Regions from separate parts of the Homo sapiens genome. Here region 1 is linked to region 2. Evidence: read pairs that join two places in POLR2A ChIA-PET (ENCODE). Cell type or tissue: PC-9. All regions are shown on one strand.

Region 1 (2,500 bases), 540 kb before region 2:
GTGGTCTCGGGGAAGCGGAAGGAGGCCATGCCCCCCCAGTGCTGGCTGCAGAGCTGGGCTGCCCGAACTAGGTGTATGCGGGGTTGGTACTTGTGCATGGAGTGCAGGATCAGCTGGGAGGGAGGAAATGGGAGTGATTCCCTGCCCTGCGCCTCACCCTTGGCCTCCCTTCCAGCACCCCCCAACCCTATCCTGGAGTCCCAGCCTGGGCCTCACGTGGCCGTGGGGGTCCAGCGTGCTGTTGGTGAGCTTGACACGATGGAAAGACACAGGCTGCCGCATCCAATGTGCACCAGTGGCAGGAGAGTCGGGGTGAATGTAGACACGGTCAGGCAGGCGGGGCTCTGCCTTGCCGCTGGGCTCCCAGCGCCGGCCCTGCCAGCGGTAGCGAGCCCCATCCACCGGAATCACATCCAGAAGAAACAAGTAGCGGGCCTCGGGGTCCAGGCCAGTGACTGACACTCGGCAGGCAGGGAACATGCGCCTGTGCAAGGGAGGGGACAGGAGAGGCCTGGAGCTACCCACTGGCCAGGGGTGGGCCCAGCACCAGTAACGGGACATAACAACGGGCTCCCCAGAGCTGTCAGAGAAACATCAAAGGAGGTGGAATTAGAACCCAGAGGGCAGGCTGGAGGCTGTGGCTCACACCTCTAATCCCTATACTTTGGGAGGCCAAGGTGGGAGGATCTCTTGAGTCAGGAATTCAAGACCAGCCTGGGCAACATAGAAAGACCCCATCTCTACAAAAAAATTAAAAAATTAGCCAGGCATGGTGGTGCACACTGATAGTCCCAGTTACTACAGAGGCTGAGGCGGGAGGGTCACTTGAGCCTGGGAAGTCAAGACTACAGTGAGCCACAATTGCACCACTGCACTCCAGCCTGGGCAACAGGGCAAGACACTGTCTCTGAAAAATGAAAAAGGGCCAGGCGCAGTGGCTCATGCCTGTAATCTCAGCACTTTAGGAAGCCGAGGTGGAAGGATCATGAGGTCAGAAGTTTGAGACCAGCCTGGCCAATATGGTGAAACACCGTCTCTACTAAAACTACAAAAATTAGCCGGGTGTGGTGGTGTGTGCCTATAGTCCCAGCTACTCGGGAGGCTGAGGCAGGAGAATCGCTTGAATCCAGGAAGCAGAGGTTGCGGTGAGCTGACGAGATCGTGCCACTACACTCTAGCCTGGGCAACAGAGCGAGACTCCATCTCAAAAAAAAAAAAAAAAAAAAAAAGAAGCCAGAGGGCGGAATCTTAGAGCTGGAAGGTTTTCTTGTCTCATTTTACATTTGGGGAAACAGGACAGACGGGTTAAGTGATCTGTCACACAGCAGGTTAGGAACAGAGCCATGACTCCTACCCCTCAAAGCCTATTTGCAGAAGCAGGGGTGACTAACTTTCTTGCTAGGAGCTTCCTGTCCCCACCCTCCTCTCCTCCCCTGATCTCCAGCACCAGAATCTGCAGCTCTTAGATGAATTTGCTTTAGAAAAAATATACCCTGCCTGCAGTAGGGCCGAGGACTTTCCATGCTAGGGCTTGAGTTCCTGCCCCAGCTAAAGACCTCATCTAAGGTCAAACACTGACCGTGTCCCTGCCTCTAGGGTGACCCTGGACCTAGTCATATACTGACTCCTATTCGAGTTGCATACTGATCCCGAATCCTGGCCAGATTTCCCTGATGCTGGTCAATGGGCTGGCCCTTGACCCCCTGTCCTTGTCTGGATGCTGGTCTAAGCCACACACTAACCTATAACCCAGAGGGACTTCCTGACCCTGCCCCAGACTGACCCATGACCCTTGCCATAGATTGGTCCCTAAACTCAGCCACAGACTCCACAGACTGGCCCTTAACCCTTGTCACAGAGTGACTCCTGATTCCTGCCACAGAGTAACCCTTGCCCCAGGCCATAGTCAGATTCTAGGCCTAGGCAGAGCTCTAGCCCCTCGGGAACCACCCAGTCCTAGCCCCCTCCCCAGGGACTCTGCCTTTCCCAAGAGACCCCCACCAGAAACACGGACCCTGGCCAGCCCCTCACCTCCCAGCTTTGGTGATGATCATTTCTGTTCCCACAGAGCTGAACTCCTTCCATAGCTCCCGGTTCTCCAGGCTCAGGCTGACCCCCGGGAGGGAATGGAGGGCCTCTGGAGCTGATGGGGCCGGCTCAGTGCCCATGGCAGGGGGCAGAAGGGGCAGAGGTGGGTGCGCGGCCAGGGTGCGGGGAGCAGCCTCCATCCCGGAGAGGAAGCAATCCAGTTTAGGGGTGTCCAGTTCTGGAAGCCGGGGAAGAATGAGGAGCCAGCCGAGGGCCACAGCCCCCCTATTCTCCTACCCAGGAGCTGGTCCCAACGCTCACCGGGGTAGCGGTAGCCCTCCGCTAGGGCGGGTGGGAAGCTGGAGTCGGCCCCAGGTTGGGCGGGCCCCAGGCGGTAGCCGGCCCCCAGGGACGGGTACAATTCTCGTGGATGGTACATGTTGTAGTTCCGTCTGGCCTCAGGTCTCGCTGC
Region 2 (2,500 bases):
CGCCTTGGCCTCCCAAACTGCTGGGATTACAGGTGTGAGCCACCGCGCCCAGCAATATTTTATTTGCTTTTGTTTTTGTTTTTTTGAGACAGAGTTTCACTCTTGTTGCCCCAGCTGGAGTGCAATGGCACGATCTTGGCTGGCTGCAACCTCCACCTCCTGGGTTCAAGCGATTCTCCTGCCTCAGCCTCCTGAATCTCTGGTATTACAGGCGCCTGCCACCACGCCCAGCTAATTTTTGTTATTGTTAGTAGAGACGGGATTTCGCCATGTTGGCCAGGCTGGTCTCGAACTCCTGACTTCAGGTGATCCACCTGCCTTCACCTCCCAAAGTGCTGGGATTACAGGCGTGAGCTGCTGCGCCTGGTGTGTTTGAGTTTATACTGGGTAGGGAGTCATGGTTAACGCCTATAATCTCACCCAGAGTCTGAGATGGGAGGCTCCGTTGAGTCCTGGAGTTCGAAACCCCGTCACTACAAAAAAATATATATAAAGAAAAAAAAATTAAGCGGGCGCGGTGTGGCACCTGTGGTCCCAGCAACTCGGGAGGCTGAGGTGGGAGGATCACTTGAGCCAGGGAAGTCGAGGCTGCAGTGAGCCAAGATCACGCCGCTGCATTCTAGAATGGGCGACAGCCTAAAAAAAGTCAGCCTTAACAATAACAAAAAAGACAATGGCTAGGGCCCCTCCCAACCTTTCATGCCCTACCCGGAGCCCCTGCGCGGCCCTTACATTTAAAAGCCCCTTTGGGAGGCTGAGGTTGGCGGATCACTGGAAGTCAGGGGTTCAAGACCAGCCTGGCCAATATGGTGAAATCCCGTCTCTACTTAAAATACAAAAATTAGCCTGGCGTGGTGGCGGGAGCCTGTAATCGCAGTTACCCTGGAGGCTGAGGCAGGAGAATTGCTTGAACCCGAGAGACGGAAGTTGCACTGAGCCGAGATCGCGCCACTGCACTCCAGCCTGGGTGACAGGGCGAGACAACGTCTCAAAAAAAAAAAAAAAAAGCCCTAAAGGACCACTCTTGGATCTGATCCTGAGAAAGTCCCTTAGAAAACATGGCGACGCCAGCCTCACCACCTGTTTCCAAAAGCAGTGTGACGCCCTTCGCTCCCTTAGTCAAGCTAATCTTACTAAATAAGGAACAAGCTTCCCCTGAGGCTTGCCCTTCAGCGCACTGGCACTGCCCACCCGAACGGGCGTCACGGATCCTGGTCAGTCTCTAGGATCGCGCTCGCTGATAGGACGCTTCTGGTCGAACGTCCAAACAAGGTGTGCGGTGATTGGGCCGCGGAGGGCGGGGCGTTTGAACGGCGCGTGCGTGGGAGTTCCCCAGGCCGGCGTCATTAGGATCCTGGTGGGCGGTGGGACTTGGGTTCAAAGAAGACCAAGCAGGCAGACGTGTTCGGGGGCCCGCGGGTTCCGAGACTGGAGACTGGACCTTTGGCTGTCCCCACGTGCATTCTAGGTCAACGGTGCGGTGGCAGAACCCTGGGGCTCTCCCCCGCGGAACTCGGCCCTGGCCGAGGCCCCAACCACGCTAGTAGGAGGAGGCCGAGCATCCCTCCTCGAAATCGCGAAATCCCGGCCCGACAATGTAGCCACGGAGTCGAAAGCCGCGTGCGAACTTGGCACTCACAAAGCCTAGATAACCGTCTATTTTCTCCTGTAAAATAGGAGGGATGGACCCCCACAGATCATTGTAAAAGGTTCTTACAAAGAAAAATCCTCCTGGACTGGGCACGGTGGCTCACGCCTGTAATCCCAGCACTTTGAGCGGATCACACTTCGAGACCAACCTGACCAACATGGAGAAACCCCGTCTCTACTAAATTAGCCGGGCGTAGTGGCGCATGCCTGTAATCCCAGCTACTCTGGAGGCTGAGGCAGGAGAATCGCTTTAACCCGGGAGGCAGAGGTTGTGGTGAGCCGAGATCGCGCCATTGCACTCCAGCCTGGGCAACAAGAGCGGAATTCTGTCTCAAAAAAAAAAAAGAGAGAAAAGAAAAATCCTGGAAGTCAAGTAAAAATGTGTGAAGGTGTTTTATAAAATATGAAATATCTAGAATACACAAATCTATAGAAGGACTCGGGGAAAGGGGAGTGAATGCTAATAAATACAGAGGTTCTTTCTGGGGTGATGAAAATGTACTAGTACTGATTGTGGCCGCGCTAGCACAAAAATCCGTTTCATTGGCCAGACGCTATGGCCCAGGGAAAAAAAGAAGGACTAGGGGGAATGGGGAGTGAATGCTAATGAATATGCAGTTTCTTTTTGTGGTCATGAAAGTGCACTAAAATTTTCATGCTAGCACAAAAATTGAATTGTACACTTCAAATAGGTGTATTTGTGATGTGCATTCTAGCTCCATAAAACTCAAAATGTGTGAAAATTCTTTGTAACTTTACTAAAAATTGGGGGCACTCTATAGTTTACAAAACTATCCCCATCCAGGCAGGGCACGGTGGTTCACACCTGTAATCCCAGCACTCTGGGAGT

The links. ChIA-PET counts read pairs that join two places held together with the same protein. Peaks named below come from ENCODE experiments on the same cell type or tissue, not always from the same donor. Only the 100,000 strongest peaks of a DNase experiment are listed, where the experiment ranks them.
Region 1: POLR2A ChIA-PET joins it to region 2 with 16 read pairs; 5 of 35 experiments call an interaction of 5 or more read pairs at or near these places.

What each region holds. Positions count from the first base shown.
Region 1 is chr16:30,088,727-30,091,226 of GRCh38, forward strand. It overlaps TBX6 (T-box transcription factor 6), which reads right to left. Exons shown (of 9, transcript NM_004608.4): 2 at 2,350-2,500; 3 at 2,032-2,266; 4 at 217-484; 5 at 1-113. The coding sequence starts at 2,467. Among named protein-coding and RNA genes, the nearest start is that of TBX6, 1.9 kb to the right of the region's middle. RefSeq lists an enhancer at 1,662-2,500. In PC-9, no CTCF peak of the experiment used is centred here; a DNase peak (open chromatin) is centred at 1,345; H3K4me3 peaks cover 1,060 bases; H3K27ac peaks cover 1,867 bases.
Region 2 is chr16:30,633,180-30,635,679 of GRCh38, forward strand. No RefSeq gene overlaps it. Among named protein-coding and RNA genes, the nearest start is that of PRR14, 17 kb to the right of the region's middle. RefSeq lists enhancers at 287-1,238, 1,239-2,189. In PC-9, no CTCF peak of the experiment used is centred here; a DNase peak (open chromatin) is centred at 1,232; H3K4me3 peaks cover 2,282 bases; H3K27ac peaks cover 1,518 bases.